Regions from separate parts of the Mus musculus genome. Here region 1 is linked to region 2. Evidence: chromatin contacts called from ENCODE POLR2A ChIA-PET data. All regions are on one chromosome and are shown on one strand. The core of a region is the stretch at or near the end of the contact, and the rest is flanking DNA. Distances in the headings are between cores, read along the strand shown. Region 1 holds the start of Dgcr2 (DiGeorge syndrome critical region gene 2). Region 2 has its middle 17 kb from the start of B830017H08Rik.

What was found. ChIA-PET counts read pairs that join two places held with the same protein, here RNA polymerase II (POLR2A).
Region 1: POLR2A ChIA-PET joins it to region 2 with 12 read pairs in embryonic stem cell. The contact joins the promoter of Dgcr2 here to the enhancer-like site in region 2. POLR2A ChIA-PET finds 5 or more read pairs at or near these places in 3 of 5 experiments (Patski and embryonic stem cell).

Annotation. Positions count from the first base shown.
Region 1 is chr16:17,888,642-17,893,729 of GRCm38, reverse strand. It overlaps Dgcr2 (DiGeorge syndrome critical region gene 2), which reads left to right and starts at 2,002. Exons shown (of 10, transcript NM_010048.3): 1 at 2,002-2,344. The coding sequence starts at 2,266.
Region 2 is chr16:17,813,915-17,818,685 of GRCm38, reverse strand. It overlaps the pseudogene Zfp520-ps. Among named protein-coding and RNA genes, the nearest start is that of B830017H08Rik, 17 kb to the left of the region's middle. Within about 2 kb of position 3,060, at least 2 of the 3 ENCODE cell types and tissues checked have a DNase peak (open chromatin) inside an H3K27ac peak, as active enhancers do.

The sequences.
Region 1 (5,088 bases), core at 753-3,252, 76 kb before region 2:
CACATGGTAGAGTAGGGAACAGAAAGGGCCACCCTGACAGTAACCTTTGTTAGAGGAAAAAACGCCAGTCTGCAGTGACTCTACAGGCCAGTGGTAAGGAAGCCAGCGTTCATGAGACCCTACCCTTCAGCTCTTGATTCTGTCTACACAGGTAACCCTTAAAGTCACTGAGAAGGTGACTTCAGTGGGTGAAGTCACAAAGGAGTAATGCCCAGGGGGAAATGAGGCTATTGCCTGGGGTGCTTGGACTTAGAACCTGGAAGGTCTGTCAGTGTACTGGAGCATACTGAAGGTGAACAAACTCGTTTGTGCTTGGCTCCAGCCTGAGGTAAGGGGCTTCACCTTTTTTTTTTAAAAGATTTATCTATTTATTTTATGCATATGAGTACACTGCAGCTGTACAGATGGTTGTGAGCCTTCATGTGGTTGTTGGGAGTTGAAATTTTAGGACCTCTGCTTGCTGCTCACTCCGGCCCAAAGATTTATTTATTATTATAAGTACACTGTAGCTGACTTCAGATGTACTCATTGCAGGTAGTTTTGAGCCACCATGTGGTTGCTGGGATTTGAACTCAGGACCTTTGGAAGAATAGTTAGTATTCTTACCTGCTGAGCCATCTCACCAGCCTGGGGCTTCACCTTTTAAAAGAGCACTTTTGAATGTGTTTTGGGCCCTGAGACAGACCTGGGCCGACTTCAGGTTCTTTATCTCCTGGCCCAGTGGTGGTAGTGGTGGTGGTGGGTTAAGGAGTTAACTCTGTGCTTTCATTGTACCGCTCAGCCAGACTTCTCACTTCCTGTCCTGCTCTTTTCTCTTCCAAACCTTTCCTGGACTCTTAACGGCGGCTCTGCAGGTGGACAGTTGGCAGGAAGACTGCACTTGGCTGAGTTCCCTCCAAAGGACCTGCCCAACTCAGAGCTCTGGCTGAGCTCCCAGGGCAGATTTGCAGTGGGGGTGGGTATGGGGGCAGAAGGCTAGGCCTGGATCTTGTACTCAGTGCTGGGAATGTGCCATAAAACTATCTGAGTGCCCAGAGCAGCACTGGACAGGTACCCTTGCTTCTGCCAGCAAGGAACCCCCCATCTGTTGTGACAAGTCCTATGTCCAACATCTTGGGCCAAGACCTGGTAAAGTTGGAATGTCTGACGACTTGACCTTGACTTTACCTACCTATAACAAGTTAGCATCTTTCACTCATGGCTCCATGTATCTATCGTAGGTTGAAATCCTGGGACTTTGGTGGAGGGGCAATAAGAGTGAGTCAGATATGCTGGAGGTGACTGGCCTTCCCCACTTTTCACTTCCTTCCCCTGAACAGATTGGTTTTTCATTTGCTGTCTCTCCTTCCACGTTCATGCTGTTCATGAAGGCAGGTGTGAGTTTAGCATGTGGAGCCTTGTTCCCAGGCTTTAGCCCTGTCTCTGCCTGGGCTTTTTTTCTCCATTGTATAGGCAGCTCCTTCCCCAGATCTGGTCCAGAGACTCTGGGCTTCTCTGTTAGATTCTGACATCCATTAAGCCATTTCCTCCTCTGTTGATATTCTTTGTGCCATTCCCTGATCCACAGAGACTGCTGGTCCTTTATTTTCACTAGAGCTCTTCACTTTCTTCACAGCCGTTCGGCGTTTAGAAGACCACTTTAGGGAATATGTTGGCACTGGGACAGACCTGGGCCTCCAGGAGTAAAGATCGTTCAGGTCCAGCTATACCTCCTCAATTCACTAATCCCGGATTCCCCACTCCTACCCACCCCAGACCCTGGCGCCAGCACTGTCAGTCCTTGTGACCCTACCAGCACTAGGGACCCCTTTTGGTACCTCGCTGCCAAGGCTGCGTCCCACCTCTCGGTTCAGCCAATGGCACGCCTCATTTCCTGCTAGCCCCGCCCTTGGCCCCGCCCACTCGCTCATTCCCTAGGCCTCTCGTGCTCATGCCCCGCCCCGCGTCTGGAGCTCGGGTCCTACCTCCCTCCGCCACCCCACCCCCCGCCCAGCTCGGCGTTCATTGGTTAGTGCGGGCCGGAGGCGGGGTGGCGCGGGCCGGAGCAGGACGGCCGCCATCTTGCGCGAGCCGGAATCTCATCCCGCTCCTGCGGCCTAGAGTGCGCGCGAGTCGGTGGCGTTCTCTTGCCGCGGCCCAGCTGGATCCCTCGCCTGCCGCCCCTCAGCCCCAGGTCGGAGTCCGGCCTTCACCCACTCCTCTCGGCCAGGTCCGGCCTCCCCGCGGGGTCACGCGGCTGCCCCGGGGACGATGAACGGAGGATAAATGGTGCCCAAGGCAGACAGCGGTGCCTTCCTGCTGCTCTTCCTGCTGGTTCTCACTGTCACCGAGCCGCTGCGGCCAGGTGCGCGGTGCTGAGGGTGGGGGCGCGGTCGGGGGTGGGGCTGCGGACGTCCGTTCCCCCGCGGCTGCTGGGGGCTACTGCTCCTCGGCCCGGCACAGGCGAGGCCTGGCCGCGGGCCTCTGGGCGTCCCCTGCCCTGGCACAAATTGGAGTGTACCAGGGTTCGGAGCCTCGAGGATGTTGCCTTTAGACCCAGGTCCACCGAGCGCCGCGTGCTCTGGGACCCACTGGCCAGGAGCTGCGTCTCGGGCGCACCCTTCTGCTTGGCTGAGTGGAAGTCTTGGAAGCAGCTTGTGGAGGCACCTGGTGCCCCAAGTGTCCGCCCAATTGTGGCCTAGTGCCAGCGTTTCAGCCCTGGACAGCGATGTCTGGTTGCTCATTGCCACTTAGTGAAACGCTTTATCACAGAAGTCCAGCCCTGCCCAAAGGAGGTACTGGGAGTAAACTGAGTACCAGGTGCAGGGGAGAGTCCTTTCAGCGGTGCCTGGCACTTAGTGCTTTGTGTGGTGTGATTAACTACTTTTGATACTCCCTTGGAGTTTTGTGTGGTGGGGAACCTCAGGTCCCTTTTCTGCTTATTTCAGATACTTCTGAACTGTGCCCCCCCCCCTGCAAAAAAAAACCTTCACTGCACCCTACTTCCGCAACAAAGCCAGGTCAATTTATCCATCAGGCACAGGAATACCAGTACAGCCTCACTGTCCCTTTAGGGATCCCAGCAGGGATGTCTTGTCTGTGAACTTTCAGAGACTCCTCTGTACTAGGGCGGTGGTAAGTAGAGCTCTTAATGCTTTTAGCAGAGGAAGGTTCCCATGAAGGAATGCCCCAGGCAAGTCTTCTATGGGTGACATCATGACTGGGTGTCAGAACAGGTGGGTGCACCCTCAGCAGTGTCCTATCTCAGCTCCCATCCTGCAACATATTTCAATGCTTGGCTTTGTGCTTTTGTCCCATGTGGAAATGTCTGCCAGAGCCTCAGTGACCAAGCCCAAGACAACACTCAACTGAACAGAGCGTTTCCCTGGGCTCCAGGAAGGGAAAAGCCAGCTGCTCTGCATAGTGAACTGACTGGTTGTAAAGTAGCCCGCTAGGAACCCTTGTGGATATGATTCTCTTGTCAGGCTAAAGGGTTTGTGGGTTCTTACCTTTTACATATTGGTAAACATGTTTGTATACTTCTGCATACAGTGAACCCATTCTGATTGTTGGGTCCAGTTTTGCAGGTGAGGTCCAATGCCCCTTGCCAGTCTGTTCCTATATCCTGCCAGCTGGCTGAGAGCATTTCAGAAAGGACATGTGAGTTCTTGCTGCCTGCCCAACGATAGAGGTATTCGAATGCAGAACACACAACCCTCTCTTTAGAAGTGCTCAGTATAGAAGAAGAGAGCAAGTATGAATTCTTCAGTATATTGCTGTGTATTGGGCATCCCCAGAAAGATGGCAGAGGCCATCCATGTGCACATGCGCAGCAGGGGAGCCCTCATACGATCTAAATGGGACCTACAGTGGAAGAGGCTCCAGTGGAGGGAGTAATGGGACCTTGAATCCATGGCTTTCTAGGCTGGAGCTTGGCATCAGTCCCACAGTTCTGTCTTAAGTTGTCCTGCAGAACCCTAAGCACCCTAATGTCCCTTGATGATGTGGGCAGCAAAGACAGGGATTGCTGGGTTAGATTTTTTTTTTATTAGATATTTTCGTTGTATACATTTCAAATGCTATCCTGAAAGTTCCTTATACCCTCCCCCCTCCGCCCTGCTCCCCTACCCACCCACTCCCTCTTCTTGGCCCTGCCATTCCCCTGTACTGGGGCATATAAAGTTTGCAGTACCAAGGGGCCTCTCTTCCCAGTGATGGCTGACTAGGCCATCTTCTGCTACATATGCAGCTAGAGACATGAGCTCTGGGGGTACTAGTTAGTTCATATTTTTGTTCCACCTATAGGGTTGCAGACCCCTTCAGCTCTTTGGGTGCTTTCTCTAGCTTCTCCATTGGGGGCCCTGTGTTCCATCTTATAGATGACTGTGAGCATCCACTTCTGTATTTGCCAGGCACTGGCATAGCCTCACACGAGACAGCTATACCAGGGTCCCTTCAGCAAAATCTGTCTGGCATATGCAATAATGTCTGGGTTTGGTGGCTGATTATGGGATGGATCCCCAGGTGGGGTAGTCTCTGGATAGTCCATCCTTTCGTCTTAGCTCCAAACTTTCTCTCTGTAACTCCTTTCATGGGTATTTTGTTCCCTATTCTAAGGAGGAATGAAGTATCCACCCATTGGTCTTCCCTCTTCTTAGCTTTCATGTGTTTTTTAAATTGTATCTTGGGTGTTCTATGTTTCTGGACTAATATCCACTTATTAGTGAGTGCATATCTAATGAATTCTTTTGTGATTGTGTTACCTCACAGGATATCCTCCAGATACATCTATTTGTCCAAGAATTTCATAAATTCATTTTTTTTAATAGCAGAATAATACTCCATTGTGTAAATGTACCACGTTTTCTGTATTCATTCCTCTGTTGAGGGACATCTGGGTTCTTTCCAGCTTCTGGCTATTATAAATAAGGCTGCTATGAACATAGTGGAGCATGTGTCCTTATTACCAGTTGGAACTTTTTCTGGGTATATGCCCAGGAGAGATATTGCTGGATCTTCCGATAGTACTATGTCCAATTTTCTGAGGAATCGCCAGACTGATTTCCAGAGTGGTTGTACAAGCTTGCAATCCCACCAACAATTGAGGAG
Region 2 (4,771 bases), core at 1,811-4,310:
AGGTACAATGAGGTTACCGGATGCTTAGTGACTCTAACACAAAACAGAGGAATGCAAACACAAAGACTGACAGGAACTGGGCAATAAAACAACTGAAACAAATTCAGCTCTATCTAAGGTCAGCTATATTCTTAGAAGCCAGGTGTGAGGTCTTTACACTCCTGGGGCAAGGGCTTTCACACCCAAGTCATGGTTCTAATTAGGGAGTTCCATTCTAGCTAACCTTCTCATGAATAATGCAATACTCTAAAACAACAGCCGAATCTACTTCCTAAACCATTGTAAATTCCTGTATATGGGAACAACTTGGCTTTTATTCTAAGTGATAGTGTGGGGGGACTTTCTACTAATGAGTAATGTAGTCTGCCATACATAGCTATAATAAAAATTCTAAACTTACGTTGCTAAACTTGCCCTGAGATTTCTAACTCTATGTAGTAGATAGTAATGCCTGAATTCTTTCACTATCTCTCTTACAATACCAAAGGCAATTCTGAATGTCAGTGAATAGGCAACATTCTTACTGAATTCCAAGCCCAGAGTTGGCTCAAGGACTACCTAGGGTATTGGTGAAGGCCAGGAAGTAAAGTTCAATTTTGCTTAGGTATTTGGCAAGTCATTGCTTGGAGACACCTATAATAAAACAATACTGAAAGAAAGCAGACAGATCCATACTCTGACTAACGCAAGGGCAAAATTGGAGCATATGTGCTATGGGATGCCATGGCTCCAGGAGACTAAGTTTCTGTGAACTTTTTGCCTCGGGACTACTTCCAGGTTTCTAGGCCTGTCACGCCAGTCACTACTGGAATGGATGTAGCAAATCTTCTCTGGCCACCTAGGTTTTGGGCATGGCCAGGTTCTGCCTTCTCTATCCTCCTTCCTGCCACCTTCTTGAGTCTGAGGTTCCCTGTCTCATATTCATATTCATAACTGCAATGCCAGTTTGAAGGCTGTTTTTGCCAAGTTATCCTTACCTGGCCTCCTGGATTGTGCACAGAGTCATCTTTAATGTTCCCTTTTATATATACTACTCATCGTGTGGTGAGAGTGTCTCCCCAGGACCCTCTGCCACAGTCCCTCCTCCCCTGCACTCAAAGGGCCACTCTCCTAGAATTTACCCTTCACATCCTCACTTCCACTCTTGCCTGCACACCTAACATGGGCTCTCTCCTGCTCATCCTGCATCTAGCTGCCTGCTCTCTACCCTTCAGGAGTCAATTCTGACTGTCCCCTTCCTCTGTAGCTGAGAACCCCTATACTATATTGAGAGCTTGTGGAGAAAATAGACTTAGAAAGTAAGTCTCTCAGCAGCACAGAGGCCACCCCAGTAGTGGAAAAGGCCCTTTTTGGAGTCCAAGTGCAGATAAGTGGGTGCAACCCATCTAATTTGGTTGTCTGGTCTCCTCCAAGAGAAAATGCAACTTCTTGTATGATTGTTTTATTTTTGTTTTTTGAAACAGGGGTCTCTCTACACAGCCCTGGCTGTCCTATGCTCACTATGTAGACAGGCTGGCCTCGAACTCACAGAGATTCAACAGCCTCTGCATCCTGAGCAGTGGGATTAAAGATGTGAGCCACCATGCCAGGCCTACTTCTTGTATCTTTTTGAGAAGCACTGTTCTATCTCAAACTAAACTCCTGCAGAGTAAGGTGAGAATCTCCCCGGTCAGAGGCAACAGTGGAGTTGTTCCTGAGTAGTCAGATATAGCACACTGCCGAGGTCAGAGGTGAGCAAGGAAAGTGAGGTTGGGGCAGCCCTTGTGCACACGCACTACCTCACAGGATAGCTCCACAGAGGACATCCTAGGAGGCAAACCCATCAAGAGGTCTGCTGCTACGTTTCTGATGTGTTCAAGCAGCGCCAGCTGTTGGGACGGAGTACTAAAGAGTGAGAGGAGGCAGTCCTCTTTCCCCTGAGGCACCACAGAACTGCTGGCTCACATTTTTAGACTTGAGTTTATGCCAGTGCAATCTGTGGGTGGATGTATCTGGGACTGAATCAGCTCCTGATCCCGAGACCTGATCCTGATCTCAGCCCTCGGGGATTGATTAGAAGCCTGGCTGGGTCTTCAGCTGGAAGAGTTCCTTTGGCGGTTCACTTGGGCACTCTGCTTTTGTGCCTCTGGACTTCCGGGTGCTTTTGGTTTTCTATTTAATTTTCTGGTTTATTTGCAACTCCAGTCCAGCAACCCAGTCTGAGCTCCAGGGCCATGCTTCTGCTCCGTACAGAAAACTCTGCTTCAATCTCTTAGAGATTGGAAGGTGGAGCCTGAGATAATTGGAGGACATTTACAATACAGGGCTATATCAGGCTTTGATTCTCAGGCAGGTCAGATGGGAGGCAGCCCAGGTAGTATCCTGGCCTGGGAGCTGCAGAATGACACTGCACTGGGGAGCGAGGCTGCGCTGTGGAAGCCAGCTCCTATTGCTAGTGGGAGCGACCTCATAAAGGAGAGCCTTGGCAGCCACAGTGGGACTGAGGAGGCTGTCCCTCTAGGGTGCCCCCTCTCCTTTGATCAAGGCACTCTCACTGAACACTCATCTGCCAGATGCAGCAAGGACATCCAGTCCACAAAGGGACTGCCTCAGAACCACCAAAGAGCACAGCAACCGTCAGAAGAGCCCAGGCAATCTACACGAGAGCACAGACAGCATGAGGTGGGTGGGCACTGACGCTGCGGAGAGCAAGTCAGCCAGTGCGGGAAGGTATTCCTGCAAAGCTCCCGGCCCTTTCGCTGCACTTGCGCAATGGCCTTCAGATGCCACGAGTGCAGCAAGGCCTCTGGAGCGCCGACCTCGTGGAGCACCAGCGCAGCCACGCTGCTACTCATGCCCCAACGCGCACCCGCGGTGCACGCGGGCGATCGGCCCTACAAGCGCGGTGCCCGCGAGAAGGCCTCCAGGGGCAGCTCGCTGTTCAGCACGCACCGCCCAGCGCGCATCGGGGTGAGACCCTACGCATGCGCCGCCGAGTGCGCCAAGGCCTTCAACCAGCGCACGCACCTCACCCGCCACCTCTACGGCCACACGGGTGAGAGGCCCTGCAGGTGCGGCTGTGGCAAGGCCTTCGCCTGCCACTCTTCGCTCACCGTGCACGAGGAGATCCACCGTGGCCACAAGCCACTCAAGTGCTGGGACTGCGCCAAGGCCTCCCACAGGCGCGCGGGCCTCGCCCTCCACCAGAGGGCGCACACGGCGACATGCCCTTCAAGTACTGCGAGTGCGGCTCTGCTGCCCCTGGGACATGGGGTGCACCAGCGCACCCACAGCGGGGAGAAGTCGTTCCGGTGCTTCGAGTGCGTTAAGGCCTTCAGCTTGTACTCCTACCTCATGGTGCAGCCAAACTGGCGAGAAGCCCTACAAATGCCACAAGTGCGGCAAGACCTTCACCCAGAACCACTGTCTTACCACACACAGGAAGGTTCACCCCGGGAGAGAAGGCTTTCCAGGGCGGGAAGGATTTCTGCTGGAACTCACACTTGGAGCGCCAGAGGTTGCACTGTGAGGAGTTCAATAGGGGCTTGCTGAGCTCCATGCCTGGCAGCCTGCTGGATGCAGGGAATACCAAGGCGAGTGGCATGGACCCCATAAATGCTTTGAGCATAGCAAAGCTGTGTGTGATACAACTGACCCCTGGAGAACAAATCTGTCAATCAGGGTGACACTCGCCGGTTACTTCCCCACTCTCCCAAGTCATCAGCTCTAGATTCTCAGAGCCAGACGACTGTCCCTCCAGGTGAAAAAGCCTGGCTTGACCTTAAAGTAGTCTCTCACAAGCCATTCCCTCCTACTAGATATGGTCATGGCTAGGGAAGAAGTCATCCTACCAACATGCTTAGTGGGGCCAGAGCCATGAGAGTTTTTGCAGCTAGACACAGGCATTTTTCCTTCTCTCTCTCTCTCTCTCTCTCTCTCTCTCTCTCTCTCTCTCTCTCTCTCCTCTCTCTTCCTTCCTTCCTTTCTTTTTAAAAATTGTCTTATTTATTTATTTATTTATTTATGAAATAGAGTTTCTCCGTGTAGCCCCGGTTGTCCTGGAACTCTTCCCACAGATCAGACTGGCCTTGGCCTACCAAGTGCTGGAATGAAAGGTGTGCATCACCTCCTCCCAGCTGGCATTTTCTTTTAAAAGAAAATAAGGGCTGTGCAGATGTGTAAGTGGGTAAACTGCTTTTTGCCATGCAAGTGTGAAGGCCTGAGTGTGCACCTCCATAACCTGTGTGAAAGCCAGGTGTAGTGGACAGGTGTACGCCCACCTCTGAGCAGAACAGGAACCAGCAGGCTCTTGAAGCTCTCCAGCCAGCCAGTCTAGCTGAACTAGTGAGACCCTGACATTTCCCAGTGAATTTTTAATTGTTATTTAGGTGCTTTGCCTACATGTATGCTAGTGCATTGCCTGGGTGCCTGGTACCCACAGAGGCCAGAAAAGTAGATTAGATCCCCTAGGACTGGATAAACCCGTGTCCTCTGGAAGAGCAGTCCGTGCACTTTCTACCAAGCCATCTCTCCATCCACAGAAACCTGGCTTGAAAAATAAAGTAGATCCACATGTGGTAGCTCATGCCTTTCATATCAGCACTTGGGAGGCAGAGGCAGGAGAATCTCTGTGAGTTTGATGCCAGACTGGTCTACAGAGAGAGAGAGTTCTGGGCCAGCCAGAGCTCTATAGTGAGACCATCTCAAAATAAACAACTAATGTAGAAAGCCATAAAGGAAGGCACCTGGTGTCTCCCCACAAGCATGCACACACAGATACACACACAAATTA